Regions from separate parts of the Homo sapiens genome. Here region 2 is linked to region 1. The links are chromatin loops, found by intact Hi-C in ENCODE. Cell type or tissue: sigmoid colon. All regions are shown on one strand. Each heading gives the region's core, and the rest is flanking DNA. Links, peaks and the distances in the headings are about the cores only.

The links. A loop is a pair of places that touch in the nucleus more often than their neighbours do. Peaks named below come from ENCODE experiments on the same cell type or tissue, not always from the same donor. Only the 100,000 strongest peaks of a DNase experiment are listed, where the experiment ranks them.
Region 2: it touches region 1 in a loop (2.4-fold over the local background); 2 of 110 quality-filtered maps call a loop at or near these places.

Annotation. Positions count from the first base shown.
Region 1 is chr5:148,553,906-148,570,624 of GRCh38, reverse strand. All of the region lies in intron 2 of HTR4 (5-hydroxytryptamine receptor 4), which reads left to right. LOC107986462 (a long non-coding RNA gene) reads right to left here. Exons shown (of 4, transcript XR_001742935.2): 4 at 10,638-11,050. Among named protein-coding and RNA genes, the nearest start is that of HTR4, 92 kb to the left of the region's middle. In sigmoid colon, for the core only: no CTCF peak of the experiment used is centred there; a DNase peak (open chromatin) is centred at 8,544.
Region 2 is chr5:148,459,088-148,475,806 of GRCh38, reverse strand. LOC107986462 (a long non-coding RNA gene) reads right to left here. Exons shown (of 4, transcript XR_001742935.2): 2 at 6,790-6,887. It also overlaps a transcript of HTR4 not described here. Among named protein-coding and RNA genes, the nearest start is that of FBXO38, 83 kb to the right of the region's middle. In sigmoid colon, for the core only: no CTCF peak of the experiment used is centred there; a DNase peak (open chromatin) is centred at 6,165.

The sequences.
Region 1 (16,719 bases), core at 6,375-11,374:
CCTCATTCTCTGCACTCCAGTGATCTTTGTCTCCTTTCAGTTGCTGGACGAAGTTATGTAGCTCTCACGGCTGCACTTTCCAGCCTCAGTCCCCAGTGTTTTCTGCCTTTTTTCTGTCAACTTCTATTCCTCTTTAAGTTGCAGCTCAATTATCATCTCCTCAAGAAAGTGTTTTCTGTTCTCCCATCAGGGTCAATGTTACCTTGTGTACCTCCCTTTATAATATCCACCATAGCTGTAATTTTATGTATATGCAGTTATTGGATTCATGTCTGTCTCCTTCAGTAGCCTCTGAGCTCCCTGAGGGAAGGGACTGCCTGCTTCCTCTTCTCAGTGCCTGAAATAGAGTGGACTATCAAATACTCTGTTGAGTGCATCTAGATATGATTAAGTTGGTGAAGGAATGGTTGAATGAACAAATGGACAAACATATGCCTATATCTAACCTGACATTCCTTGGCCAAGCCTCTTTTTGAGTCAGAGAGTTTGTTTGTTTTCTGCTTGGAGCTGGGCTCACACCCAGCTGCTTGGAGAAATTAATACTCTTGTGTATGACCTATTTGGCAAGAGCAGTACATTATCCTTCTAGTGCAAAGTGAGAAGACTTAGGTGTTGGCCAGAGTGCAAAAGATGGGATTCACAGGTGAGGGAAAAGTCTTTCCTTATTCTTCAGTTAAACAAGTAACCCATAAGCATACAAATTCATGTAGTTTAAAGTTCTAGTAATATTCTGAATGAAGAAGTCTCCCATCATCTTCAATACCCTGCCCAAAATATTTATGATTAACAATTGGGTGTGCATTCTTATGGCCATGACCTCTGGATCTACTTATATTAAATATGTGTATATGTATGCATACATATGCATTTCTGTCTCCCTCTTCTTCTCAGTTTTTATTTTATTCAAACTCCTATGATATCATATAATGTATATTGATGTATAATTTTTTAATCTACTCATGTTTTGGATACATTATATTATTTTATTGTAAGTATAGCACAACTTCTGTACAATAAAATAATAAATAAGATAAATATAATATACATACAATAAAATAATAAAATGTATTTAAAATAAGATTTTTTTAATTTAAAAAGTCATTTAAAAAATTATTTTAAGTTCCAGGATACATGCACAGGACATGCAGATTTGTTACATAGGTAAACATGTGCCATGGTGGTTTGCTGCACCTATCAACTCATCACATAGGCATTAAGCCTCACATGCATTGGCTATTTTTCCTGATACTCCCCTTCTCCCCGTCCCCCAAACAGGCTCCAGTCTGTGTTGCTCCTCTCCCTGTCTCCATGTGTTCTCATTGTTCAGTTCCCACTTATAAGTGAGAACATGCCGTATTTGGTTTTCTGTTCCTGTGTTAATGGCTCTATTTTAGATATAACAAAAGGTACTGAGAAAAAACATAAAAGAACACCTGTGTGTCCATGACCCAGCTTAAGATATAAAATATTACAAATATGACTGAACTCTCTGCTGATCAGATATATTCCTGATGAAAATCAGATCTCCTTCTGATAAAAAAAAAAAACTCTTCTGTCTGTCTTGACCCTACAACTACTTCCCTGGTTTCATTGTTTATGCATGGCTGTATACTTTTTATTATATGTATATGGATCCCTTCTCATTCTTTTTAACACCTGCATAGTATTTTTTAAGGGTATCAGTGTGCCATGATGTAATTAATCACTAATAGATTTGTGAAGTTTTGTACCATTTCCAAGTGTTCAGTTTTACAAAAAACTATAGCAACACACAACCTTCTACATGCATCTCTGGACACCTAAGCAAGTGTTGGGGCATTTCCCTAGAATAGATATGTTAAAAATGTGCATTCAAAAATTTCGAACATACTGCCAAATTAGCATCCAAAAAGCTTTACTAATGTGTCCTCCCATAACCAGTCCTGAGAGTATGCTTTCAGCACACCCTTGTCAATTCAAAAGATTGGCAATTTGGTGTTTTTTGAGTCTGACTGGTGGAAATTGTATCTTATTGTTTGAAGTTACAATTTCCTGGCTACTTATAAATGTGTGTGTCTTTAGTTAAGCTCATGGACAATTTGTAAAAAGAAGAGTGATTCTACAATATGTAATTCATTACCACTTGCTCTATGAGGACAGGGACCTTATCTGTCTCCCTGTCAACTATAGCTCCATGGCCAAGCATGGTAAATAAGTAATAAATATTGATTGGTTCGTTAGTTGATTGATTTATAGGTTAATTAATTATCAGACCCTATGTATACTTTAAAAAAATTCTCTAAAGGGATAAGGTAATCTAAACTAGAAATAATCAGTGTAAAAAATGAAAATTGCAATGCTTATGTAAGAACAAAAAATGGGGATTAGTGTGGCCAAAAACCCTAAACTTTAAAATAGAAACAATTCAACTGAGTTCTGAAAACAAAACAAACAAATAATGGAACTGGAGAGGACAGACTTATGGTCTCTATTGGATGTAACATATATAACGTCTTGAGGAAAAGATAGAGTATTTCATTTGCAGTAGAAGATTGAAGTATCTGAAGGCAGGACTTTGGATAAAGTGGATAAATAATCACATGTTGTAGTAGTAGGTGATACAACCGTATTTCCAACATAGTCTTCAGTGGCACCATTCAGTGCTTAACTTGTATCTGTTAAGTACCTATTATGGGCCAAGAAAACTGACAAAGCCTCTGCTTTCGTGGCACTTATCTATTGGTGGGAGACAGTTAATAGACACTAGAAAACAAAGAAATATACAATATGTTAGATACATACCATCAGGAAAAATACAGCAGCATAGTGAATCTGAGAATGACAAAGTATGCTACATTCATTAGAATAGTCAGGAAAATGCTCTTTGATGGGGACACCTTTGAGCAGAGACCTAAGTGAAGACAAAAAGGGAACCTAGTGGATATTTGGAAGTGAATATTCTAGGAAGAAAACACAACAGGCGCACAGGTCAGAGCGCACTTGACATATTGGAGAAATACAGAGGAGGTGTTTGTGCCTGGAGCAGAGGGAGGAGAAGAACTGGTGGAAATCGAGATCAAAGGGGCAGCTGGTACCAGGTTCCTTATATCCTGGTATATTCTACCAAGTCTCGGTAGAAACTTGGGATATTCTGCATGAGCTGGGAAGCCATTGAATAATTTTGAGTGGAAAACATACATTGTCTGCCTTTGATTTCAGAGGTATAACTCTAGATTTTGTGTAGCACATAGACTATAAGGGCAGGAAATTGAAGACAAGATTTTATTGCAAGAAATAAACTTGTAAGAAGTAAGTTAGAGATAATAGTGGCTTGCACTAATATTAGTGGCACCACTGATGAGAAGTGGTTAGATTCAGGACAAAGTTGTAAGCTCCAAAACATCCACAGAAGGGGAGAGAACTTTGTTTAAAAAAAATTATTGAAGTTATTCTTTCTTTGTAGCAGCTTCAGGTGGATGGGCAAAAACTAAGAAAATTTCATCTATTAAGCACCACACCACAGTTTATAGCTACATTTGCAATTAAAAACTTCTTAAAATGAAGTACGCCAATTAGTAAGTTTAATAACTGGTGAGAGGAACAATACGTGCGGATTTCATATAATTATTAAGGCACTGTTATGAGCAAAACCAGACATAGGCAATGCATTTTGAAAAAAAACACAATTTTTTGTGGATTAGCAATGTAATACACATTTGATGGGAAATACTGGGAAAAAGTAAAAAAAAAAATGAAGAAATAATTCAAATTTTTTTAGATTAATATCACCTAGAGATAACCATTTTGGATATAGATAATATTAATATATGGAGTCATATGTAATAAATACAGGTATGTCATACGTATAAATATTAGGTACCATGTATGTATCATTTACCTGTACATATATATGTTTGTATATGTAAGCATGTATGTGTATGTGTATCACATACATATACCAGATTTGCATTTCAGTGTTACTCTACAACATTCAGATGTACGAAATGCCAAATTTCTTTTAATCTCTAAATTAGTTAACTTTTCTGTGAGCTCCTCAAGCTGGGTCTCAATGGTAAATTCAATCTCAGACATTTTGTGGACCTCTTCCTCTTTCTCCGTTAAGCTGGACCTTTTGCTTTTCACTTTGTCCTGGTCACCACCACGTCCACAGATCCCTTGAAGGCAAGAGGCTCTGTTGCTTCCCTGTCAAGCTTGACACTGGAGTCTTCAAAGCTTGTAGTTATACAAATCTTAGTTATTTTCTTGAGATGGAGGAAGAAGGTAACCACTCATTTCTTCTAGTATTTTTGTAATTTTTTAAAAAAGGTCACAAATTAATCTTTCACTATAGTATCTGGACCCATATATAAATACATATTTTTACAAAGGTTGAGCTTGTGCTTTACTGTTTTATACCTGCTTTTAACTTTGGATGGTATTTAGGAGAAATGTCCCTTGTCATTAAATATTTTAAACCTGAATTTCAATGGCTGTGTATTAATAAATTGTTTATGTAACCAATACCCAAATATAGACATTTAGATGTTTCATGTTCTCCAGTTATGAACAACATGGTTGTGAGTAATAATGTACAGAAATCTTTATGAACAGCTATAAGGATTTATTTCTTTTGGAATTTTTGGAGCATGAATGTTTTTAAGGCTTTTTTAACATTTGTCACAAGCATCATCTGGATATGCATTGACAAGTACTGCAATACAGTTCTTAGATTTGCCAGGTTGGAATGCCACAGCCAGCTTTTCCAAATGAGCCTCCTTTACATGATTCTGTCTTTGGCTCTAGAGATGACTAGTAACCAGGTGCAGGAGGAGAAGTAGTGGATAGAGGGTCTAATCCAGGTAGAGAATCTGAACTTCAGTCTGTCTATCTTTGGGCAACCCCACCATTATTCTCCACCTGCCTCTCCCATCACCTTCACTCCCTCATCTTCTCTTATATGTTGGGTGCATGGCAGGGCGTGTAGGTGTGAGTGTATACATGTTGGTTGTGGAATAGAATGCAGAGCCTTTCTTTTCAAAATCCTTATGCCCATCAAGATACTGGATACTCCCTGCTTCTCTTATGATTATGCCAGCCTCAAATCCTCCCAAATTCTTGCCCCTCACATTCGTTTACCACCTTCTAAACCCCATCTCCACTCCTATGAGTTTCAGCACCTTTATTTCTTCTCTGCTATATTAAATTGTGTTTTCTACCAGTTGTGTCTGGAAAAACTCCAGTGTATTCTTACTCATTATCTCTTTTCTCTGGCCGCTATTTATAGTTGTCGTTTCAACAGCCCCCAGCTGTTGAAATTACAACATGCTCTCATAATGATCAGTCATTGATCAGGCTTAGTTTCTTGCTACATTGTGAGCTAGAAGACCAGGACCAGTGTTAATGTCATTTGTGTCTATTTGAAATGAACAGAAAAGATGAATATTAATAGCTAGGATTAAGATAACAGACACTACATGCCAAACAACATTGTAAGTGTTTTAGATTTAGATTTATTAATCTTTTTTTTTTTTTTTTTTAGATGGAGTCTCACTCTGTTGCCCAGGCTGGAGTGCAGTGGTGTGATATTGGCTTACTGCAACCTCTGCCTCCTGGGTTCAAGTGATTCTCCTGCCTCAACCTCCCGAGTAGCTGGTATTATAGGTGCCTGCCACCATGCCTGGCTAATTTTTGTATTTTTAGCAGAGACAGGGTTTCACCATACTGGCCAGGCTGGTCTCGAACTCCTGACCTTATGATCCACCCACCTCGGCCTCCCAAAGTGCTGGGATTACAGGCGTGAGCCACCACATCGGGCCAAATTTATTAATCTTTATAACAACTTCGGTGCCCAGGACATGACTAGAAAATAGACTTAAAAGTATTATTAGCCTAAAGAGTACAATGTGGGAAAGGCTTCTGATATTCTCTGGAGAAACTTGTTAACTCTTTAGTGGTTTGTATGTGATGTTAACAGCTATAACTTGTAATTCAAAGCGAGGATTGGTGGCCCAAATGCACTTGTCTGGGGGAGTGGTTTAGAGACAGGATTAACAGAACTATTGAGCTGAATGAAGGGGGAAATCCCTTTGTGTTGATCACTACTTTAAACTTCTTTCAAGCAAGGGCTACCTTGTATATCAGTTTACTTGTCTAACATATATTTGTTATACTAGGCACTGTTGATACCAAAATCAGTAAGTTAGTGTGGTTGGGAGGCACAGATCTTTAAATAACAATTAAATATAGGGTGATAAAAGCTATGATATATAATTATAGGGTACAATGGAAGCATATACGACAGGGACAATATTGAGGTCAGGATGGCTTCCCAGACAATAAGATGTTTAAGCTGAGTGCTGAAGGACATGCGAGAGCTTGCCAGGTAAAGAATGGGAAGGAGAGGAAGGAGTTTAACAAGCGTGCCTCATCTCACTGAGTGAGAATTTGGGCACTTCATTTAGTGTTGGTTATGGAACAGTGTCAGAAATAAAGCTAGAGAGGTAAGTAGGGACCAGTTTAAACCAGGTCAAGATGTGCTATTGTATCAAAATTGCAATGGGAAGACATTATAAGATTTTGAACAAGAGGGAGAAATTAGCTAATTTCTTTTGGGGGAAGAACATATCTTGACTTCAGTGTTGAGAGTGTTGGGAAAGAGTAATTGCCAAGGCAGAATAACTAATTAAGAAGTAGCTCATTCATTCATTCATTCAGTCAGTCATTCATTCCACAGATACATTTGTCCCTTGGTATCCATAGGGGATTTGTCCCAGGACCTCTTTGGGGTACCAAAGTCTAAGGATGTTCAAGTACCTGATATAGAATGATGTAGTATTTGCATTTAACTTAAGCATATCCTCTCATATACTTCAACAAGGTTACTTAACAATACCTAATGCAATGGTAAATACTATGCAAATAGTTGTTATATCTATTGTTTACGTAATAATGACAAGAAAAAGTCTGTACATGCTCAATACAGGCACTATTTTTTAAAGAATATTTATGATTCACAGTTGGTTGAATCTACGGATGTGGAACCCACAGATACAGAGAACCAACTGTACTTTCACAGCACTACTATGTGCTAGGTACTGTAAAACAGTACCAAAAAGGTGCTGGAAAATACTTCAGTGAATATAACAGCCCAAGTTCTTGCTTTCAGTGATTTTACATTCAAGTTATTCTAGTGTGTGTGGGAGCGTAAAAGGTAACAGCTGTGAAAATCAATAATGCAAGTCAAGAGAATAGAGAGTGAGGGGAGGTTCTTTTTTAAATAAGTCCTCTCTGCAGAGATGAATCTGAGCAGACACCTGAATGAAGTGAAGGGTGAGCTTCTCTGGTCACTTGAATGGAGAGATCCAGATGGTGGTAGCATCAGGTGAGAGGTGGATGGTGGAGGTGGATGCATGATTGGCACCATCTGGGAACAGTGTGGAAGTCAGGAAGTCTCCTTAGCGGGAGCAGCCTGGGAAAGAGAGAGTGGTGAGAGTTGAGATGATGGAAGCAGCCAGTGGCCAGCTTTGTAAATTTACATAGGTCATGGTGAGGGTTCTGGGTTTACTCCTAGTGAGATGACAAGCCATCTTAAGGGCAGTGAGTATGGAAGTGATATGTTCCAATCTCAATATTTTTCAAAGCTCATTCTGTCTAGTGGGTGAAGAGTGGATTGTATGTGAGAAATGATGGAAGCAGGGATGCCAGTTGAGAGGACTTTGCAGTCACCAAGTGAAGCATGATGTAGTAGGAACTAGAATGGTATGACATTGAATGGCTGGTAAAGGGTTGGGATCAGGAAACGTTATGAAGTTAGAGCTATCAGGATTTGCTGATGTACTGGAGGTAGAAGAGGTAGAGACCTGGTAAAAGTGGCTTCCAAATTTTTAACCTGAGCAACTGGAGAAATAGATTTGCTATGTATTCATATGGGAAGCAGGTTTGAGGTTAGGGAAATCAGGAGTTCAATTTTGAACATGTTAAATTTAAGCTGTCTCATATACTAAGAATTTGAAGACAAAGACAAAGTAGTTAGTGGGATAAAAGTGGTTGTGATAGTCTAGGAGAAGATGAAAGGAAGCCCTCTCCTAGGGTATTGACAGCAGATTGGAGAGAAGTGAAGGGATTTAAGAGATCCTCAGAGTAGATAATGACCTAGGTAAAGGAGAAGAAAAAAATGAGCAAGATGCTCAGTTTCTGGCGTGGTCAACCGGAAGGGTGTTGCTTTCCACTTAGTGAAAGAATCCAGAGGAATGAATGACTCCCAGTAAATAGGCTCCTTTTAGGCTCTTATAGGTCTTTGTGTCTTAATGCCATGTTCTTCTTTAGACCAAACATCTCTGGTTACAAAAGAGCAGGGGTCATGACACTTTTTCATAAAGGGTCATAAAGGGAGTAAAGTTTCTCTTCGGGCCATGAAATCTCTCTCGTAATTACTCAGCTCTACTTTTGTAGTGTAAACTCAGCTAGAGGAACTACATAAATGATTGAGTGTGGCTGTGTTCCACTAGGACTTTATTTACAAAAACAGACAGCAGGCTGGATTCGGCCCAATGGCCATTGTTTGACTACTCCTGCAACAGCATAAAATTGAGCTGTTTCATCTCTCCTTTGGGCAAAGGATTTTTTGCATTATCAGAGGCAGAAGTAAGAAGAGAAACCATAGTACTTGGCAACAGCAAACCAAGATCCTGGCAAAATATGGAGAGCTGTATCCACTGGCAATTGGGCCTAGTGACAGAGGCCATCTGTTGCAAAGGAATGGAGAGCAGGTTACTATCAGAGTATGGGAAAGTCCACTTTTCCTTGAGTGCTTATGCTTAGGGTAAATGATTTACCAAAGTGGAGAGGGCATATGTGGTCCACATTTTTTCCCTGTGCTGAATTTCTCATAATCACAGGAATAATTTTGAGGAAATGATCAGCCGAATATTGAAAACATGTCATGTGTTTTACCCCAAAGGAAGACATTTCTGTGCCTGGTGAGTGTATTCCTTAACAAGTGTGTGTAAAAAAAAAAAAAATGTTTTCAACACAAACCAGAGACGCTAGACTGTGCACATATAAAGAAAAAATGATCTTGTAAAGAAAAGAAATCTATCTCTGTAGCTGTTGACTCAGTTCCACTTTTGGAAAATGGGTTTTCTTAAAGAGAGACCACCTCTGAGGTCTAATTGACTAGCACTATTATTTGGCATTTCATTTCCAAGAAGAATTGAATCCTTAATGATTAACATGCTGTGCAGCAGTGGGTATCTCTCCAGATGTAGATCTCACCTTGCCTATCTATCCTGCCTTGGCTTTACATTCAGGCATGGCCTCAGAAAACAGTGTCTTTCATCCTGAAATCCTTTGTATTCCTTACAGCTTTTAACTCCATTATACTCTGTACAGAGAGATCCTCTTTGGGCTTTGAAGTTTGTTTCATGCCCAGTATGTGTGATATTTGAGGTTCTTGAAAAGTCTATTAAGATTTTGCCTCAAGAATTTTACTCTGCATGTTTGCAGTTCAAAACTACCTAACCTTCACCAGCTGTGCACCAACCACCTCCCTGCCCTCGTGTCCTTGTCTATAGGGTTTTCAAAAAAAATCAAATAAAATTATTTTAGAATTACATAAAAACTCCATTATATATAATTTCCATCCTACAAGGTTTATTCCTTTTTTCTCCTACCATTTTCTATAGCCAGCACATTTTACAACACATATTAAGCTGTCATCATCAGTATTTTGAGTCTTAAGTTTCTAGACAAAAAGCAAAATTTTAGCATGTGTTTTTTTAAAGGAAATATATTCACTTCTAAGTAAGCATGTTTAAAATTTAGTAGGAGAAATACTGGACTTGCAATAAAAATATGTGGGTTTAAATCCCAGCTTCACCACTTAATAGTTACAAAATATTACGTCTCTTAACCATGCTGAGCTCCAGCCTCTTCTGAAAAGGGGGCATCATGATATTACATCACATGATAATGATAATTATGAAGATTGAATTCGCCAACATGAAAAATCTTCCAGGTGCATTGTTTGCCATATGGTAGGTGTTCAGTACATCAATGTCAAAATCAACCCACTTCCAAGGAAGACATTTCAAAGTGAGAAGCAGAAGAAAATAATTTGCAAAGGCAGAATGGAGGTTAAGATTAAGGGCATCCCTTGTAAGGTTCTAGGTCAGTGGTCCTCAAAGTATGGTCCCAAGACCAGCATCGACATCAGCATTACCTGGGAACTTGCTAAAAATGTAAAATTTTGGTCTTCACCCAAGATGCACTAAGTTAGAAAGTGTGGGTGGGTTCAGCAGTCTGTGTTTTAACCCAGCCCTCCAGATGATCCTAGTGTTTGCTGGTGATTTTGAAGCACCACTGCTCTGATGCTTCATATTATGGAATAAGGCTATGCAAACTATCTTATTTAATCCTCCTCTTTTTTTTTTTTTTTTTTTTAAAAAAAAAGCTTTCCGTAAAAAAGAAAAAAGAAAAGAAAAAACGTTAACTGGGAGACCTGAGAACTTAGTACAAGAACCCAAAGTAATATAAGCCAAATCATAAGAAATATTTTCTTCCTCAGAAAGGATTTCCACTTAAGTCAAAATATAGGATTTCAAATAAGTGTAACATCTAGAACACACCTAGAATATGGAAACAAATGAAGACCACACAGATGAGAACAAACAAGCAATTTATTCAGAGCATGATAAAGCAAGAGGATCAGCCACCATCCTTGGAATTTAGCAAAGTCTCAAAGACAGGCAGGGGAGTAAAAAAGCTTTATAAGCGGGGAAAAGAAGGCTTCTGCTATCTTCTGATTGGAGGTTGTTGGCACATTGAAGCAGGAGGTGCACTAACAAGCAGTGAGGCATCTTACGTAATTGCTTTGGGGAGCAGTGTCTTTGGCATTCTGTTGTTAGTCTTGAGTTGGAAGCAGGTAAGAGGGTTAAAAAAGGGGGAAGCTAGCTCGCAGTCATTGAACAAGTCCTGATCGTTCTGGGCTGGCTGCCAGAGATTGTCCATCGGAGTTTTATTGTTACACATGGTCTGGCCATTGTCCATTTGTATGTTTAGTCTCTCAAGAAACCTAGGGGGAAAGAGTGCATATATTTAAAGGAAATGATATATACTTTAAAACAATTACATAGTATTGCTCAGGTTATTTGTTATAAGGAAAAACAACATACTCATGGATTCTGTTATTTCTATTTTAAATAAAGAAGTATTTGAAAAATCAATTTACATAAGTCATATTAGCAATGTGATTATTATCTGAGTTTATCGCTCCTATATGTTAAACTCAGATTTTGTTCATGGCCAGTAATAAAGGTAATGAAGAAGCCACACACATACAATTACAGATGGTCCCCGACATGATGGTTTGACTTAAGAATTTTTTACTTTACCATGGTGTAAAAGCAATATGCATTCAGTGGAAACTGTATTTCCAATATTGAATTTTGATCTTTTCCCAGGATAGCAATATGCTGTATGATACCATCTTACCTAGCCTGGCAGCAGCAGTGAGCTCCAACTCTCAATCAGTCAGGTGATCACGAAGGTAAACAACCTACGCTCTACAGAGTAGTCTGCTGCCAGATGACTTTGCCCAACTCTAGGCCCATGTAAGCTTTCTGAGCACATTTAAGGTAGGCTAGGCTGTTACAATGTTCTATAGGTTAGGTGCATTAAATGCATTTTCCATTTACAATGTGTTCAACTTACAATGGGTTTACTGGGAGGTAACCCCATCATAAGTCTAGGAACATCTGTACTTGTAATAAATGATGTATACTGTCAAAACAAAAATTGCACTGGATGAAGTTAAGCAGGTAAAGATGACTTTTTTCTTTTCCAAGGCTATGGCAATAGGGAGAGAGACCAGAATGCAATCTGACTTCAACTTCACTACAACAAAGGACAGGAGGGTTTTTAAGAAATAGAGTGGGGGGAAGGGATTACCTAATGTGCTACCTAATTAGCCTTACCCAAAGGATAAGTAAACTTTCTCATATCTTCACGACAAGGGACGGTTTTACAACTTGGAGCAAGGTGTCCACCTAAGTTAGGCTGTTCGATCCTACAGACTGAGAGATAGGAGCACTATATTTCTTGATGATTTCCTTTCAAAGGGAAAGGAAAAGTTCTTGAGAATGGCAGTCCTAGCTTGTAAAACTGGTGAGTATCTTTCATTTACATCTCAAAGTGTTAGAGAAAGAATTTGCAATTACAAATTTTCTAAAGTAAATGCTCTAAGAAAAGGGAGTTCAGAGCCTGGAGTCAGGAAGAAGGCTGTCTAAAGTTTAATCAAGCTGAGTGGAACGTTAAGGCCCTCTTGGTTAATATTCATTCTCTTATCAGTATAGAAACCAACAGGGACCTTATATTTAAGGTTAATAAAATTCTCACTAGAAAAAAATAATTCAATTTTAGACAGGCTCTCTTGTAAGTCAGAATGCCCTTGTACTCTTCTCCTAACTGTTGATTGGTAAGAAAATGAAACATTATTTTCTTTAATTTAAATGTAATTCCTTTGCAAAAGACTGTGCAGGGCTGGGCAGGAAGGGTGAAAAAAATACTTAGATAGGGAGTATGGGATCTTTTGTGGATGTGCTGTGTATATTTTCAAGAATATTTCTTGTGTACATGACACTCCTAACAGGTGGGAGAGGAGACACTTACTGCGGAGATCATTGGTGCAATGGTGGAGCCCTCTGGTCTAACATAATTTTATTGCAAAGTTCGATACATAAAAATATAAAGAGAAAAAGTACTCTAGTTTCCCTGCCTCCTTGCTTCCTGTCATTCTTAGGAGTGATCTTGAAGTAGTTCCAGGGAAGTATCAAGAATATATATATTTATATATTCCTAATATATATATTATATAATATATTATATATATGTATTATACATACATATATTCACTTGAAATGTTCCTCTTGGCTTCCAAAATACCGCTCTCATCTGATGTCCCCAGAACATCCTGGATAGTCTTTCACAGTCTCCTCTGCTGGTTCTACCTTCTCTACTGCACATCTCAGTACTGCTGTTCATCAAGACCCTGACCCTCTTCTTGGGTGATCACATCCTTCCTCAGTTCTCTAAATCCCATAGAAGTGCTGGCAATTCCAAGCATGTATCTCCTGCCCAGTCATCCCTCTGAGCTCCAGACACACATACATCCAATTGCCTACTTGACGTCTTCACTCGAATGTCCTATAGGTATCTCACACTTAATGTGTTTCACCCATCTCATTAAATTGTACCAACATTTATTCAGATATGCAATTCTAAAATATGGCGTTTATTTGTGCTTCTTCCCACTCACTCATGGAATCTATTTTTGTTATCTATCTCTTTACTCCCCAAAAAACCTTTATTCCACCCACTTCTCTCCATCTCCCCAGCCACCATGCTACTTTTAACTACCATCTTCTTTTACCTGGACTCCTGCAGAAACCCCTGGCATATTATCACCCCTGCCCCCATGTCATTACTCTGCTTACATCACTTCTGTGTCTTCTCATTGATCTTCCAATAGAACATAAACTTCTCCCTAGAGCACAAAAAAGCCCTCAGGGTCTGGCTTCCGACTACTTGTCTGAGCTCATCTCAGATGCTCAGTCCCTTGCTCATTTCCCCTGTGATAGTGAACATGAAAAATCTTTTCTGTCTCAGGGCTTTTGCAGTTGCTCTTCCCTTTGAATGCAATGCACTTATCCTGGTTCCTCTGACTTCCAAATTCTCTGCATACATCAGAACTCAGTTGACTGTCACCTCCAGTGTTTCCCAACCACCTCACACTTCTCTCTAAGCCAGCGTGTTTTCTATCATAATGTCATGTTTACACCTTTTATACTTTGCTACTCCACCTGTGACTCAGGAACCAGCAGCATCAGCAATGCCTAGGGGTCTGTGAGAACTGCAGAATCCCAGACCCTGCCTCAGCCTAAAAAAAATCAGAATCTGCGTTTTATCAAGATCCTCAGTGGATTAATATAAATATTAACATTTGGGAAATGGAACTGGGAAGAACTGATCACAAACTGTATTTATTTATTTAATTGTGCATTTGCTTATGTCTGTTTCCATCCATACTATGAACCCCATGAGGTCAGGAAATTTGTCCATTTTCTTTACTATTGAATCTAGTACTCAGCACAGTCCTTGGTATATAGTTGGCACTCAATACATATTTGATGAATAAGAAATTTAATCTAACTTTCTCAATTGATCCATGAAGAAACTGAGGCTCAGAAAAGTCAAGTGAATTTTTTGAAGTCATACAGCTGTTTATGAACAAAACCAGTGCAAAAGCCCACAAAAAATAACAATAAAGTCTGGGCGTGGTGGCTCATGCCTGTAATCCCAGCAAGTTGGGAGGCCGAGGCGGGCAGATCACCTGAGGTCAGGAGTTTAAGACCAGCCTGACCCACATGGCGAAACCCTGTCCCTACTAAAAATACAAAAATTAGCTGGGTGTGGTGGCAGGTGCCTGTAATCCCAGCTACTTGGGAGGCTGAGGCAGGAGAATCACTTGAACCCAGGAGGCAGAGGTTGCAGTGAGCTGAGATTGTGCCACTGCACTCCAGCTTGGGGGACAGGGCAAGACTCTGTCTCAAAAATAAATAAATAAATAACAACAAAAAATGTTCTTGACTCTCCAGAAAGTATGAGAGAGAGAGAGAGAGTGTGTGTGTGTGTGTGTGTGTGTGACAAAGTATAACCTAAGATTTCCTTTGCTATTGTCTCTATCATTATTAATAACAATAATCACTTATTTATCATACTTTATCATTCACAGTCCATTTTCACATATACTAACCTATGTGGAAATTTACCCAGAATTTGTGTCTTTATATTTTCTTTCATGAAGAGCAGAGAAAATGGCAAAACCAGCCCACAAGTTTGTGGAGTTTATTAATGGATCAAAAGATCACGGAGAAAGCAAAAAAGAAGAGAAAGTAAAATTTCTCATAAGAATAGCTGTCAACGAACCAATTTAGTGGAGTGGACAGCTCTTCAGCCAGATGAAAGCTGTCCAGTTGTGGTTGACAGGATTGCTTGAGGGTGTCAGAGGCAACCCAAGGACCTAACATGAATTTTGCAGAAGTGGTTTGGAATTTATTTTAATTGTCATTACTGGACTTACTTTTAGTTCAATGGACAGTTCTGCCTAATTTAAAAAGCTTCTTCTATGCTTAAATTTTGCTCGTCACTCCTAGTTTAAAGTTAAGCTATTTCTAACTCCTAATTGGCATGCCACAAATGAACCATTACATTGAACTTGGTGCTCTCTAACCCTGACATTCCCACTTGGTTCAAAATGTACCTTCTCTGGAGCCAGAGATGTTCATCACAGACGCTCTGAATCTGTTTTCTTCTTTTACAAGAGTAAAGACAGTATAAGAAAGATTATTCTTATGGTGGTGGTGGTGTTGATGGAGAATTCATGTTATAAGGATATGTTTAAATCACAGTCCATAGACAAAAAAGCGACCTAAAACAGCCAGGCCAGCCTGCCCCCAATATAGGAGCCCTGTACAGTACCTTGATATGTGGTCATCCAGGAATTCTTTTTTTATATAATGCTAAAATATAAATAATAAAATTTATTATTAATATATAAAATAAGCATTTTAAGCATATAATTTAGTGATATTAAGCCCCAAAAGAGAATGAGGTCATGTCCTTTGCAGCAACATCGATGGAGCTGGAGGCCATTATCCTAAGAAAACTAACAGAGGAACAGAAAATCAAATTCAGCATGTTCTTACTTACAAGTGGGGGCTGAACACTGAGTACATTACAGACACAAAGAAGGGAACAACAGACACTGGGACCTACGTGAGGGTGGAAGGTGGGAGGAGGGTGAGGATCAAGAAACTACCTATCAAACAATGCTTATTATATGGATGATGAAATAATCTGTACACCAAACCCCCTGTATAACAAACCTGCACATGTACCTCTGGACCTAAAATAAAAAGCTAAAAAAAGAACATTCACAGTGGTGTGCAACCATTACAACTATCCACTTCCAGAATTTTTTCATCATTCCAAACACTCTATAATTCTTAAATAATAACTCCGCATTCACCTGTGCTCCCAGTCCCTGATAACTACTTTTCTATTTAATTTCCCTATGAATTTTCTGAGTCTAGAATCCTCATGTAAGTGGAATCACAATACTTCTCCTTTTGTGTGTGATTTATTTCACTTATTTATTTGTTTCATTTATTTTTAAGGTTCATCCATGTGGTAGCATGTATCAAAACTTCATTCCTGGCCGGGCGCGGTGGCTCATGCCTGTAATCCCAGCACTTTGGGAGGCCGAGGCGGGCGGATCACCTGAGGTCAGAAGTTCGAGACCAGCCTGACCAACATGGAGAAACCCCGTCTCTACTAAAAATACAAAATTAGCCAGGCATGGTGGCATATTCCTGTAATCCCAGCTACTTGGAAGCCCGAGGCAGAAGAATAACTTGAACCCGGGAGGCAGAGGTTGCAGTGAGCCAAGATCGCGCCATTGCACTCCAGCCTGGGCAACAAGAGCAAAACTCCATCTCAAAAACAACAACAACAACAACAACAACAAACTTTATTCCTTTTTATAGAGAAATAAAATTTTGTAGTATGTATATACCACATTCTATTTATTCACTTATCTATTAATGGAAACTTGGGCTGTGTTCACCTTTGGGCTCTTGTGAATAATGCTGCTATAGACTGTTGGTATACAAGTGTCTGTTTGTA
Region 2 (16,719 bases), core at 3,805-8,804, 92 kb after region 1:
GTCTCTGGCATACAGTAAGCTCTCACTGAAGTGTAGCTGTTACTATTATTACTCTGAATTTCATGACATTTGAAATTCAGAAGCAGTATGTGGAGTCATATGGAAAGGGTTGTTGAGAAACCAGGAGCGGGGAAGTGGTGGAAGTGGCAGGCAGTGATTGTTTCTGTGCCAGTTGTCTAATCTGAGAAGGCAAAGGCTAAGAGGACTATTCAGGAGAAGATGGAGATGGTAAAGGATTTGGCTGTGGAGTCACAGAAGAAACATAATCTGCACGCATGGAAAATGGTATCTACTTGTCATTCAGTGTCTTCTTATGACACTCCTAATATGCCTCTTAATCCTCTCCAATTAATGTGTCTCCCAAGCAAGAGTCTCACTTCACCTTCTAAGACAGTAAAAGGATGCAACTTTATTGAGCATATAAGATAGTCAGGACTACCTAAACACTTCACATATTTGGTAACATTTAATTCTCGTAAAAAAATTTTGACTGGATTGAATCCCTGCTTCCCAATTTGCAAATTTGCTTCTTCAGACACCTTAATTAATTTCTCTGAGCTTCAGTTTCTGTATTGCTAAAAATAGAGGTATTAACACTACCTAACTCATGAGGTTGTATAATTTAAATAAAATTATGATAGCAATTAACACACTGCCAGGGAGATAATTGGTAGTTTCTATTATTGTTTTTATTATTATTGTATATAATGCCCATTTTATGGGTAAGTAAAATGAGGCCTAAGGAGACTACTTTTTTTTTTGGAGAAGGAGTCTCACTCTGTCATCCAGGCTGGAGTGCAGTGGCGCCATCTCGGCTCACTGCAACCTCTGCCTCCCGGGTTCCAGCAATTCTCCGCCTCAGCCTCCCGAGTAGCTGGGATTACAGGCACACGCCTCCACACCCGGCTAATTTTTTGTATTTTGATAGAGATGGGGTTTCACCGTGTTGCCCAGGCTGGTCTTGAACTCCTGACCTTAGGTAATCCACCCGCCGAGACTACGTTTCTAACCGAAGGTCATGCAAGTTATAAACAGCAGAGCCAGGCTACAAACCTAGATCTGTCTATGTTGAGAATCCATGCTCTAATTTTCTGGCTGCCTAGAAGGTGAGAGACAGAAGTAATGCCACCAAACTTTAAAGAGACACTCCCTCTGAAATTAGAAGATATTTTACAATACGTGAGGGTAGTCTAGTAGCCTGGATGAATAGTCATTTAAATTGGTCTGGAGTCCTGAATGAAAGGGCAGACATTATCTGTACTTTTAAAAACTTGGTCGAGATCAGATAATTTAATTTCGATTTAGTCTTTCTCCGTATTGAATGTCATTAGGGGGGTTACGTCATTTCATTCCCTGAATTAGCATGGCAATCATCAGTATATGGCCTTCCTGTCAATAGGGTACAAATAGGGACCCATATGCCACTGCTTAATGATGAAATTCTTGGCCAGGATAAAGATCAGCCCCCCCACACCACCCCCACATTCTTTCTCCAAAGCCTTATAGCGATCGCTTTTTATCATTCTCAGTAACTTGCCGCTGGGAAGGTCGTGAGTCATCAGCTACTAAGGCTTTGTGAAAGAGAACCCAAGCCAGGGTTCTGTAACTTCAAGTGAAAAGGCCTTGGCTCGCTGAGCAGAGGCACCATTTCTGGTGGGACCTCTTGTCCCAGCCAGCTAGAGAGTGGGCAGTTGGTCAAGGGATATGAGTCAGTGGAAGGAACTAGGAAAGGGTACTCTTATCAGGGTCACTCTTATTATTGCATCTCCTCTCCTCAGCACAGAACCATCTGGAAACACTGAACTTGTAAGACTAAAAGGCCAAAATCATTCTTGAATTCTGTCTCATCTAATAGTAGCCGTCTCGGTGGAGAGCATTCTCTATTTATTCTCTAATTTCCTGGCATTTCTTTGCTATTCAGACCTTCCTATTACAGCTGATGATTTTACTGAATAATGGGAAAAAAAAGACATGGATTGTGATTCCACCTTGCATTTTGCCGCTCACTAGCTGGGTAAATTCTGGTAAGCCACTTACCTTCTGGGTCTCAGCTTTCTCATGAAACAGATGCCCTAGACTACCTCACCAAATTTTATTCATTCACTTGACAAGTGTTTTTGCGCTGTTAGAGGAGAGATACATAAATCAATTTTGTTCAATGGCCACTGAACAAACACCGATAGTGATTATGTTAATAGGTGAGAAATATCTAGTCACAAAAAACAGAAAGCCAGGCAAAAAGTAGTAAGACCAGTGAGATTCACTAAGATACTATATTCTAAAATATGTAGGACTGGGCAACAAATTCAAGATATTACTGTTATTATTACTGATTGTCTAATATTCCAGGTAGGAAGTCATTTTTTATTTTCCAATCTTCCAAGTCTCTTACATTTATTCTTCAAATTCTCTTACTTTGATACAACTTATCTAGTCTTTCACTACTCACCACTTCATATGAGGACAACTACGGCTATCTTCTACCTCTTTTTTTTTTTTTTTTTTGAGATGGAGTCTCGCTCTGTTGCCCAGGCTGGAATGCAGTGGCGCGATCTCGGCTCACTGCATGCAACCTCTGCCTTCTGCGTTCACGCCATCCCCTGCCTCAGCCTCCCGAGTAGCTGGGACTACAGGCGCCCACAACCACACCCAGCTAATTTTTTGTATTTTTAGTAGAGACGGGGTTTCACCATGTTAGTCAGGATGGTCTCAATCTCCTGGCCTTGTGATCCACCCGCCTCGGCCTCCCAAAGTGCTAGGATAACAGGCACAAGCCACCGCGCCCAGCCTCTTCTACCTTTTTTCCCTCTACATCTGGACATTCCATCAGGCTGATGTTTTTAAAATCACACATACACACACAACAATAAATACAAAAAGAAAAAATAAAGTTATGCCCTCCTAAAATTTTCTATATTCAGCAACTCTACTCAAAAACTTTATGTAGTAGTGCCCAGTTTCTCATCAATATGTCATCCACTCCTACAACACAGTGCCCAATTCAGAGTACAATAAGTAAAACTGGGCCAACTCCCACTTCCTATTTCAGCTCTCAGGCTGTGTGCAACTTCTCCCTGCTAACCATGCTTTTCTTCCATCGCCTGCCAGTTAAAACCAAGGCCAAGTTCATTGACTACCTTGTCTATGAAACCTAATGGAGCCTACCCTGACCTGTTTAATACATTTTTCCACAGGACATAGTTCCCTGGGGCAACAACCATAATCTCCCTGGGTGTTCTCAGGCCTACATACCAAAGAGAAGCATCCAAATTAGCTATCTCCACATAAAACTAAACAACAATACCAACACCAACATCACCAGCACCACCAGCAAAAAACAGGACAAGGTAAAAGTCATTCTCTAATTGGCAAAGACACGTGGGTCCATATAGATAGAGTATCTCAGGAGATAACAGAAATGAAACAACCTAATTAACCATCTCAGGAATGTAAGGAAAAAATGCTATCAATTTCACCATTTTGCTTGTTTTCATTTAAACAAACTTTAAGGAGACACCCACTGTGTGCCAGGCATTGTGCTAAGTGCTAGTAATGCAAAATAATAGACTCAGGGCTTGTTATGCCAGTCTCTATGGGCCTGATCTTGGGGCTGAAGATAAAATGGAAGAGACTCTGTATTGCCACCTTCTGTGGTTGCATATACCCTGTTGGGTGCTCTGAATGCTGGTCACTGTGGCCAGCCTGGACTGTGATTAATCTTCCAGACCGGTTTGCAGACCCAGACACCTATGCCAGTGGGAAACTGGTGAGTGGAACCCTATGTGAGTATCCTGAGAGTATAAGAAAGCATCACACGGACAGGGACACCTGGAAAACCTAGTACTGATCACCACACACCAGCAACTTTTTGTGTTTCCCTTTTTCTCATCAAAGGTAAACTACACTGAAACAATTCTACTGTAGTGCTAACATTTAGGGCATAAAAAATCCTTTTGAGAGTCTGATGAAATCCATGATCTTTTCCCTAAAAATCTGGACATATGCACACAATTTTTGCCACATTTCTAAGAAGTTCATTTATTCCCTGAAATAAAAATCCAACGTTAAATAACAATTAAAATCCCTGCTTTAATGTGAATCTGTATTGGTGGATACAACAATAGTGATTTATAATAAAGTCACTAGGTTCTCCCTATTTTCCTGCCTGTGGTTAGTGATGTATTTATTTAGAAGTCATAAGTACAGTCTTCTAGTGCCATTTTTGTGAGCACAATGACTCATTGTAAAAATAATATTTCTACGTATAACATCTTTCTTTCCTCCACATAGTTCTATGGAAATTATCTCATAAATTGTTCCAGGTTCCCTAGAAACTGGATTAAGGAATATATTATTGCCTTCCTTTACAAGGAAGGCATGATTCAAATGCAAAATACAGAAGAGTCTGGGAAAATGGCTGAGATATTGGGGAATGATTGAATTCAATCAGAAATCAGAATTATTTCACTCAACAGGGAGTTATGTATTATATGCCTGCTATGTGTCAGGCATTGTACTAGGCATGGGGTCGGCTAGCTCTCAGCCTGCTATCTAGCCCCCAAGTCTGTTCCAAGAGGAGAAACTATATTCAATTTGAAAATTGACTGGAGAAAGTACAGTATCCCTAACTCAGTAATAATATCCTACATTTTAACAGCATACACGGAGACAGTGTAGTGTGGGTTGACACAATTTTTGAAAGTAAGCAAAACTGGATTCAGATCCTGATTTCAGCACTTATTGAATGGCCTTAGTTAAATTCCTGAAGCTTTTGATCTTTAGTTTTCTTATCTGTAAAATAGAAATTACTTTTAGAGGCTGGGCCCACAGTGGCTCATGCCTGTAATCCCAGCACTTTGGGATGCTGAAAGGAGCAGATCATTTGAGGTCAGGAGTTCAAGACCAGCCTGGTCAACATGGTGAAACCCCGTCTCTACTAAAAATACAAAAATTAGCTGGTCATGGTGGTGGGTGCCTGTAATCCCAGCTACTTGGGAGGCTGAGGCAGGAAAATCGCTTGAATCTGGGAGGTGGATGTTGCAGTGAGCTGAGATTTTGCCACTGCACTCTAGCCTGGGCAGCAGAACGAGACTCCATCTCAAAAAAAAGAAATTACTTCTAGAGCAAGAGTTAGCAAACTACAGCTCTGTGGGCCAAGTTCAGCCATATGTGTGTTTTTTTGTGTGATCCTTGAGCTAAAAATGTTTTCTGCATTTGTAAAGGGGTATAAAAACAAATAACAACAATCAAACAGGAAAACAAGGAAAGCAAAAAAGAATATGCAACAAAGACTCTATGTGGCTTCAAGGCCTAAAATACTTACATCTAGCCCTTCACAGAAAAAGTTTGCTAACTCTAAAAAAGTTGGCAACTCCTATTCTATAGTCAGAATGCCTGCATTTGAATCCTTATGGCCTCTTACCGTCAGTATGATCTTGAGCAAATTGCCAAACTTCTGTATCTAATTTTCCTCATATGTCAAGTAGAGATGATAATAGCACTTATTTTACATGATGGGAAGCTGCATATGTTAATATGCTTAAAATGCTGAAAAAGGAGGCTTATATATAGTAAATATTTAAGAAATGTTAGCTATCTTTATTAATAGCACCGTTACCACTGTCATCAGTTATTCAAAAATACTTGTGAATATTAAATAAGATAGTGACCATCAAACAAATAGGACAGTGCCCTTCTCACAATAGGTTCTCAATAACTGTCAGCTATCATTGCTGTTGTCATCACCATCACCATCACCATTATCATCATTATAATTTTCAAAGCTCTTTCACGTACATCATCTCACTAGAAGCTCCCAACCACCCTGTTGTTGCTGTTGTGATCTCCCTCTGATACATGAGAAAATGAAGCTTGGAGAAATGAAGAGTTAGATACTGAGCCAGGAAGAGGCGGAATGTGGACTAGCGCCAGAGATTTTGCATTCTGGACCAATGTGTCCTCTTTCCACATCATACTGCCTCTCCATCAAAATATCTGAGGATCTGTTGTTTGTTAGTTTTCTCCAAATGATATACTTTGCATCCTAGGAGCCTGACAAGGCAGGCAAACATGACTATGTTCCTCCCTGGCATGGTTATGCAGACAGGAAGCTGGGATAATTGGATTCCAGCCATTTGGTCTCAGGACTGCATTTGTAACCAGCCAACTGCTGATGACCAAGCCTAGTGGATAAAGCTCTGACCAAACAAACACAACCCCCGTGTAGGAACTTATTGTTTATGCTGCAGAGCTGGCTTCAGAATGTGCCAGGACTCAGACTGCCACTACGACAAGCAGAGCTTTTGGACTGGGGAAATGTTCAGGTGAGGAGGCAAGACATTTTTGACAGCAGATCTTGTGTAGTCAGATCAGAACCGTTTTATTATTTGGTGTAGGCCAAAGGCTATGGCAAGACTCATTTAAGCACAGTGTGCACAAGGATTGATGTTTAAACAAAGTTAAGATCACAGTGGTACAGCGTTAGAGTGAGCTGATGACTATAAAAAAAGCTAACATTTTGAAGTTAGTTTATAAAAGGAGTCATCATATCTTCATATCACCCCGTTGTTTCTATAGTACTTAAACCAGCTTTAGCTCAGATTTTTTTTAAGTCAGGAGATTCAAATAGACTTTACTGTGGAGCAGTATGTAAATTTGTGTTTCCTGGTATTGTTGCTGCAAAAATAATAAAAATTATGTTTAAGAAGTGTATTCGTCCATTTCACACTGCTAATAAAGACATACCCAGGACTGGGTAATTTATAAAGGAAACAGGTTTAATTGACTCACAGTTCTGCAGGGCTGGGGAGGCCTCAGGAAACTTACAATCACGGCGGAACGGGAAGTAAATACATGATTTTTCACTTGGCAGCAGCAAGCAGAAGTCCCTAGCAAAAGGGGAAAAAGTCTCTTATAAAACTATCAGATCTCATGAGAACTCACACATTATCATGAGAAAAGCAGCATGGGGGTAACTGCTTCTATGATTCAATTACCTTCCACTGGGTCCCTCCCACGACACATGGGGATTATGGGAACTGCAATTCAAGATGAGATTTGGGAGGGGACACAGCCAGCCATATCAAGACTCTTCAGCATTGTCCTTGATGTATAGGGCAGAATAAATAAAATACACTTTGTAGACAGGGTTTTGCCATGCTAGGATAAGCAAATGACATCTGCTTCCAACGATGGAAGTAAGCTGTGCTTAGAAGCAGTTCTGAGACTTGTTCCCCAACTGTTGTGACACAGAGCTCTCAGTCTGAGGAAGGGGACAAGAAGACCTCCCTTCCTAGAAAGACACCCCTATGGATCCCTATGGTGGGATAGATTCAGTTCTTCCTTCTAAGGCAAAGGCAAACAAGTGTAAGGTCTTATAACTCAATATTTGTAAATAAGACCATTTTAAGTAGCCAAGAGTTCCTGCCAGAGTACAGGAGATAGAAGTAATGAGGAAAGCTGGGGTTCTTAGAAACTCAAAGCAGGTCTGGGAGCTATCCAGGTGTTTGAAGCACTCTGAGCCAATGTTCTGGGATCCCATGTCTCTACTGACCTCTTCTCTTTGTTGGCTACATAAGCCCTCTCTTCCTGGTTTTGAGTTTTCCTAACACCTGCTGCCAGGCAGTTGGCTAACCACCAACCAATCCCTGGCCTGTCACATCACCATTCACACAACAGCTAACACAACAGCCACCTGCGCTGCTTCCTAGGCCTGTGACCTACCTCAGCTCTATCCCAGGCTGACAGGCTAAGGCCCTACCTGTACCAAACATATCCAAACTTAAGAATGGGAAGACTGACCTTCTAGAATAGGCTGTGCCATGGTCATTTAAAGTTTTCTACATTGTCTGGGAAGTGGGGTTTGGGGGAAATGTGTAACACTCCTTTTCACCATACCAACCTCAAGGGTTTGTGGTGAGTAGAAAACAAAATAATGGATGTCCAAGGGCTTTGTACAATTATGGTTTGCAATACAAATGTAAGTGACAATCTCTGTATGTAAAAACATATGTTAAAGTTGGTGTGGTTTTACATGGTCATTCGAGCCAGTGAAAAATGCAAACAGCCAGAGGTCTCAGGAAAACTATACTGTTAATCCAGCAAGGCTGACATGAATAGGAGACTGTGGATAAGGCATGTTATACAAATTATACAGTTTCTGAAAATCTAAATTTTTATTTTATAGTAATACCTTAGATTTCATCTTAACATTATTGTGTGACATTAATCACATTTATCATTTTTAAGCATGTTGTGGTGGAAACAAGTGTTCATAAGCATTATATCCTCTTCTGAAATTTTCACAAGGAAAGGGCTGTGGTTATTTTTTGCCAGAATTTGCTCAGTAATTTCAGACATGTCTATATTATCTACATGGTGCACACTCAAAAGTTCAGTCATTTAACTCCTTAAGGGTTGCATCCAAAAAAACCCACCATTGTTACCTGAATTTAGGAAGAAATATTAAATAGGCATGTAAAAGTTGTTAGGATCATAATTAAATAATTATTAAGGTCTAATAAAATAACATATATATGCCAGATATTGGTGATGTGTAATAATTTTATAATATTATCTCATGTGTAATTCTAGCTCCACGCAGGAACATTCAACACCGCTTAATTGTGGGAGATCAAGAGTGAAGGAATGGTTTTGGCTACCCTTTGTGCACTAAAATTCAACAATCCTGCTATTTGAGTGAATGGATCCTTATTGCCTTGAAGTTTAATTTTCAGAGAAGCATGACATGCAGATACCCAGATATTTAAATTTTCAAATGATTATCTAGAGCCCATTGAAAATGTTTGAGTTTCTTTCTTAAATTTTCACACTGGCTTATGAATTATGAAATTGGAAATTTTCATAAAATAGACGTAGTTTTCAGATGGTAACACTAAGAGAGCTTTGTTAGTTCAGGATACCAAGGCATATCATCAGGCTAATGAAATACAAGACAAATCAAGTTGAAGGAAGAAAAAATTGGAGGTCTAAATGACCACTTAATCATGTATTTAACTTAAAGTTGCATTAAAATGATGCTAGCTGATATTTATAAATGTTATACCAGGAATTATTTATATATGATGAACATGACTTACTTCATTTGCTATTCACTGTAACACTCTGACAGAGGGTACTGGTAATGTCTCTATGTGTAGATGTGGAAACTGAACCGTAGGGAGGACTGAGGTTGCAAGGCTACTTAGTAATGGAGCTGGGATTAGAATTCTGGACATTTAACTCTCAGCCACCATTGCTCAGTTAATGGTCAGTGACATATCTAACTGTGCTGAATGAGTACGTCATGGCTCCTTTCCCCAAAAGGTCTGTAATTTATCTGAAAACGTGCTATTTCAATTCACTTGCAGTTGCATTTAACAAGCCACAGCGGTTTGTATTGTTAAATGAATTGCAGAAGCAGAAAGTGCTGTTTGTTTAAAAGAAGGAAAGGGAGTATCACATTGAGACGGTCAGAGATGACTATATGGAGGAAGTGGCCATATATATTCAACTATATTTTCAAAGATCCTTCAACATAGACATATCATGGAGATTAGCTACAGGAGGGAAGAAGAGGCTGAGTTTCCTTACTTGGTAAATTAAGGTAGTAATGTGTCCTGTGAACATCCCAAGTTGTTGCAAGACTCAGATGAAACACTAACTTAAGTGTGCTTTTTAGACGTACACTGTGGCATAACCATGTTGTGCAATAATTATGCTCCCCTCCTTATCCTCCTCTAAAAGCACTTTAAGAATATTGGCAAGCTTATTTAGGCTGAGATCATGTGTCTACTAATCTCTATGTTTTTTTTTTCTTTTTTCTTTCCCAAATTCTGCTTGGCTCTCCCTCATCTGTGGCTGTTTTCTGTTTCAACTAAAAGTGGCTGTTCCCCTGTCTCCAGCTTCCTCCTGCTCTTCTGCAATAGACCAGTTCCTGTCTAACTCTGAAAGTGCTCTGTAAGTCTGTCACTGTCTGTTGTGAGTCTGTCTGTGTCTGCCTATTTATTTCTTTATACAAAATATCCTTAAGTGTCTGTTTATACTTCTGTCCTCACAGGACAAAGTTAAGGGTGCACAATTGTTGGCACAGAACTGCAGAGCCCATATTAATATAGTTTCAGTGGTTTATTTAATTTTCTATTTTTAAATGTTTTAATGATGGGTTTGGCTTCTTCCCTGTTCTGGGAGCACGGCCTTCACAAGCCCTGTGGGAGATGAGCACTGCGATGGAGCTGAAATCACCCAGTATAACTGTGATTCTTAGAAGTCCTCTCATCTGGATTACCCCCAGTGCTCCAATTCATTTCTTTATCTCCTTGGCTGTAAGTGGTGGACTCCTTCATACTTCTTAAACAATTGATCGTGACTAAATAAGGTACTTTTTAAAAAAGTTTTCTAAAGAGACTACTTTTTAGAGCAGTTTTAGGTTCACAGCATAACTGAGGGGAAGGTACAGAGATCTCCTATATGCCTCCTTACCCCAGGCACAGCCTCCCCCATTGTCAATATCCTCTTCCAGAGTGGTAAATTAGTTACAACTGATGAACCTATATTGACACATTATTATCACCCTGAGTCCATAGTTTACATTAGAGTTCATTCTTAGTACTGTACATTCTGTGGGCTTGGACAAACACATAATGACATGTATCTGCCATTGTGGTATTTTACAGAATAATTTTATTGCCCTAAAAATCCTCTGTGCTCTGCGTGTTTATCTCTTCCTCCTCCTCCCCCACCCCAACCTCTGGCAACAATTGATCTTTTTATTTTCTCCATAGTTTTACCTTTTCCAGAATGTCATATTTTTGAAATAATACAGTGCATAAACTTTTCAGATTGGCTTCTTTCACTTAGTATATGCATTTAAGATTCCTCCATGTCTGTTCATGGTTTGATAGCTCATTTCGATTTGGCACAGTATAATATTCCGTTGTCAGAAGCACTACAATTTATCCATTCACCTACTAAAAATTTCTCGGTTGCTTTCCAGTTTTAGCAATTACAAATAAAGCTCCTGTATACATGTGTGCAGGTTTTTGCATCAACATTTTCAACTCCTTGGTGTAAATACCAAGAAGCTCAATTGCTGGATTGTATGATAACAATATGTTTAGTTTTGTAAAAAGACAGACAAACTGTGTTCCAAAGTGGCTAAACCATTTTGCATTCCAACCAATTTTGTATGAATTACTGTTGCTCCTCATTCTTGCTAGCATTTGATGCTATCAGTATGATGAATTTTGATTATTTTTATAGGTTTGTAGTGGTGTCTCATCTCCATCTGCAATTCCCTGATGATATATGTGCAGCATCTTTTCATTTGCTTATTTGCCATCTAAATATCTTCTTTGATGAGATGTCTGTTAAGGTCTTTGGCCCATTTTTAAAATTAGGTTGTTCATTTTGTCATTATTGAAATTTAAGAGTTCTTTGTATATTTTGGATAATAGTATGCCTTTGGTATCAGGTATGTCTTTTGCAAATATTTTTTCCCAGTCTATGTCTTGCTTTATCATTCTCTTAACCTCAAAGAGCAAAATTTTTAATTTTAATAAAGTCTACCTCATCAATTATTTCTTTCATGAATTGTACGTTTGGTGTTATATCTGAAAAGTTGTCACCAAACCAACAGTTGTCTAGATTTTTTCCTAAGCTATCTTCTAGAATTGTCATGGTTTTTATTTTATATTTAGCTCTATGATGCATTTTGAGTTAATTTTTCTGCAAGATATAAGGTCTGTGTCTAGATTCTTTTTTTTTTTTTTTTTTGCATGTCAATGTCCAGTTGTTCTACCACTATGTGTTGACAAGACTATCTTTTCTTCCTTGTATTGCCTGTGCTTCTTTGTCAAAGATAAGTTGACTATATCTACCTTGGTCTGCTTCTGGGCTCTCTATACTGTTTCACTGATCTCTTTGTCTATTCTTTGGCCAAACTATACTGCTTCATTTACTGCAGTTTTATATTAAGTCTTGAAGTTGGGTAGTATCAGTCCTCTGACTTTATTCTCCTCCTTCAATATTGTGTTGGCTGTTCTGGGTCTTTGTCTCTTCATATAAACTTTAGAATTAGTTATTCTTTGTTAAAAAACAAACAAAAAAAAAAAACCTCACTGAGATTTTGATTGGAAATGCATTAGATCTATAAATCAATTATAAGCCTTGACATCTTGACAATATTTAGCCTTTCTATCCATGAGCATGGAATATATCTCCATTTATGTTCGTATTTGATATTTTTCATCAGAGTTTTGTACTTTTCTTCATATAAATCTTGTACATATTTTACAATTTTACAACATTCCAGTACAAACTTGAAAAGCAGGCCAGGTGTGGTGGCTCATGCCTGTAATCCCATCACCTTGGGAGGTCGAGCTGGGTGGATCACGAGGTCAGGAGATGGAGACCATCCTGGCCAACGTGGTGAAACCCCATCTCTACTAAAAATACAAAAAAAAACAAAAATAGCTGGGCATGGTGGTGCATGCCTGTAGTCCCATCTACTTGGGAGGCTGAGGCAAGAGAATTGCTTGAACCCGGGAGATGGAAGTTGCAGTGAGCCAAGATTGTACCACTGCACTCTAACCTGGACAACAGAGTGAGACTCCGTCTCAAAAAAAAAAAAAAAAAAAAAAAAAGAAAAAAAAAGAAATGAAAAGCAAAGCAAAGCAAAAGCAGTGGTGACAGCGGACATCCTTGACTTCTTTCTGATCTTAGGGGAAATAATTGAGTTTCTCACCATTAAGCCTGGTTTTAGCTGTGGGTTTTGTGTAGATTTTCGATATCAAATTAATAAAGTTCTCCTCTAGTCTTAGTTTACCGAGAGCTTTTTAAATCATGAATTGAGGTTACACTTTGTCAAATGTTTTTTATGCATTTATTAATATAATCATGTGATTTTTCTTTTTTAGCCTATTGATATGATGGATTACTTAATTGATTTTCAAAAGTTGTATTTGCCCTACATACCTGAGATAAATTCCACTTAGTTGGGTGGGCAATTCTGTGTATACATTGTTAGACTTGATTTGCTAATATCTTGTTGATGATTTTTGCATCTATGTTCACAAGAGGTATTGATTTATAGGGTTTTTTGTTTTTTTGTAATGTCTTTGGTTTTGGTACAGGATAATGCTCATAGAATGAGTCAGAAAGTATTCTCTCTGCTTGTATCTTCTAAAACAGATTTAGAGAATTGGTATAATTTCTTCCTTCTATGTTTGGCAGAATTCACCAGTGAACCCATCTCAGCCTGGTACTTTCTGTTTTGAAAGGTTATTAATTTTTATTCAATTTCTTTAATATATATATAAGCTTATTCATATTGTCTATTTCTTCTTGTGTATTAGCAGAATGTGTCTTTCAAGGAATTGGTCAATTTCATCAAGGTTATCAAATTTGTGGGCATATTTTGTAGTACTTGATTATTCTTGACTATCCCTTTAATGCCCATGGTGTCTATAGTGATGTCGCTTCTTTCATTTCTTATGTTAATAATTTTTGTTCTTTCTCTCTCTCTTCATTTCTGTTTAGACTGGCTAGAGATGTATCAATTTTATTGTTTTCAAAGAACTAGCTTTTTGTTTTATTGATTTTCTCTATGAATTTCTTATTTTCAATTTCACTGAATTCTCCCTTAATTTTTATTATTTCATTCTACTTACTTTGAATTTAGTTTCCTCTTCTTTTTCTAACTTCCTAAATTAGAAACTTAAATCACTGATTTTAGATCTTTCTTCATTTAGTCCAAAATATTTTATAACTTATTTTGAGATTTCTTTTTTGATCCATATGTTATTTAGAAGTGTGTTGCTGAATCTCCAAGTATTTCAGAATTTTCCACCTATCTTTCTGTTATAGATTTCTACTTTAATTCCACTGTGGCCTGAGAGCAGACATTGTGTAATTTCTATTCTTTTACATTTGTTAAGGTAAGTTTTATGTAGAATGTGTAATATATTGGTAAATGTTCCATATGAACTTAAGAAGAATGTCTATCCTGGCATCGTTAGGTAAAGTAGTCTATTGATATAAATTTTACTGATTCATAGTACTGTTGAGTTCAATTATGCCCTTAACTAATTTTCTGCCTTCTGTATCTGTTCATTTATGATAGAGAAGTGTTGAAGTCTGCAGCTATAATCGTGAATTTATCTATTTCTCCTTGCACTTCTTAGTTTTTGCCTCCTGTATTTTGGTGTTCTGTTCTTATGTGTATGCAGTGTTAAGGATTATTATGTCTTCTTGGAGAACTGACACCTTTATTATTACGTAATGCACCTCTTTATCTCTGATAACTTTTCTTGCTCTGAAGTGTGTTCTGTTTAAAATTAATATAACTGCTCTCATTTTCTTTTGATTAATATTACCTTGGTATATATTTCTCCATCCATTTACTCTTAATCTATATGTCTTTAAATTTAAAGTGGGTTTCTTGTAGACAACATATAGTTTGGTCTTACTTCTGATCGATTTTGACAATCTCTGTCCTTTAATTGGTGTATTTAGGCCAATTATCATTCAAAGTGATTCTTAAAAAAGCTAAATTAATTTTTTGTCTTCTATTTGTTGCCCTCGTTCTTTGTTCTTATTTTTGCCTTCTACCCTTTTTCTACCTTTTGTGGTTTTAAATAAGCATTTTATATTATTCTATTTTCTATCTTTTCTATCATATCAGTTTAACTTCTATTTTTACTTTTTTTAGTGGTTGCCCTAGAGTTGGGAAAACATATTTAATAACTAATCCAAGTCCACTTTCAAATGATACTATACAACTTTTTGGTAGTACAAATACCTTATAATGACAAAATAATCATAATTCCTCTTCTCATCCCTTATTTCATTGCTGTCATTCATTTCATTTACACATAAACATATGTACAGATAGTCACCAACTTATGATGGTCCAACTTAACAATTTTTCAACTTTATGATGGATTTATCAGGATGTAACTCCATTGAGGAGCATAAAAGCATGCATAATTAATACATTATTGCTATTATTATTTTGAACAATCTGTTATCTACCTGAGCAATTAAGAATAAGAAAAATAAAAGCTATTATTTTACTTCACTTATTCCTTCTCTGATGCTCTTCCTTTTTCTATGTAAAACTGAGAATCTGGCCTATTTATTTTCCTTCCATCTAAATAATGTCTGTGAAGATTTTTTCCTTTTGCAAGGCAGGTATACTGGCAACAAATTCCCTCAATTTCTTTTTGTCCCAGAAAGTTCTTATTTCTCCTTTACTTTTGGAGGATAATTTCACAGGGTTGGAATTCCAGGTTGCCATTTTTTTTTCCTCTCAACACTTTAAACATTTCACTCTACTCTTTTCTTTCTTGCACGGTTTCTGAGAAGTTGGATGTAATTTTTATCTTTGCTCCTCTATAAGTATTTTTCCACTCTGGCTTTTTGTCAGAATTTTTTATCTTTGATTTTCTTTAGTTGGAAAATGAAATGCCTGGTTGTAATTTTGTTGGCATTTATCCTGCTTGGTATTCTCTGAGCTTCCTGGATCTATAGTTTGGCATCTGACATTCATTTGCAGGGAAATTCTCCATGATTATTTATTCTCCATGAAATATTTCTTCTGTTTCTTTCTATTTTCTTTTTCTTGTATACTTGTGGTGCACTTTTTTTTTTAGTTGTCCCATAGTTCTTGGAAACTGTGCTCTGTATTTTTTTTCTGTCTTTTTTTTATTTTCAATTTTGGAGGTTTCTATTGAGATATCCTAAAGCTCACAGATTCTTTTCTCAACCATGTCTAGTCTACTAATAAGTCCATCAAAGGCAGTCTTCATTTTTGCAGCAGTGTTTTTGACCTTTAACATTTCTACTTGGTTCTTTCTCAGAATTTCCATCTCATTGCTTACGTTACTCATCTGTTCTTGCATGTCATCTACTTTTTCCATTAGACCCTTAGCATATTAATCACAGTTGTTTTAAGTTCCCAGTCTGATAATTCCAATGTCCCTTCCATATCTGATTCTGGTTCTGATGCTTAAGCTGGCCTCTCCAACTGTGTGGTTTTTTTTGTTTGTTTGTTTTGGTTTGGTTTTGTTTTTTGCCATTTACTATGCCTTGTAATTTTTTCTTGATAGCTACACATGATGTCTTTGGTAAAGACACTTTAGTAAACAGGCACACTATTTACCCATATGGTGTTAAGGTATGCGGGGAGGGGAATGGTTTGTAGTCCTGTGATTAGTTCTCTGTCTTCTAGAGATCCTGTGCTTCTGGGCTGTGAGTGAACTTCACACGTGCTTCTTAGTTTGTCACCCCCTTTGGTTCTTGGGTGGCTTAAGGGGGCTGGAGTTGGATATTTCCCTTCCCCCAAGGTCAGCTGGGCTAGATAAAATTCTCATAGGTTAGGCTTGCTACATATTTCTCCTGAAGGCAGACCTCATTAAGAACAGAATGCTCTGGAATATTTCAAAATAATTACTTCCCTCCTCCCTGTCAGAAGCATGAGGGGATTCTTCTCAGATATTTACAGTGAAATCTGGTTGAGTTCCTGAAGGTGAAACTCACAAAATTGAGAGGTCCCCTATTATTGCCCTCCCCCCTCGAGTTCTTATCTCTCATATACTTGTCCACTCAGAGTCTCTAACAGTCTATCAATTACAGTCATGCCAACTCCATGCCCATGCCTGGAATGTCCTCACTGCCCCTACAGTCAATGCATCAGCAGATCCTGTCAGCTCTACCTTGAAG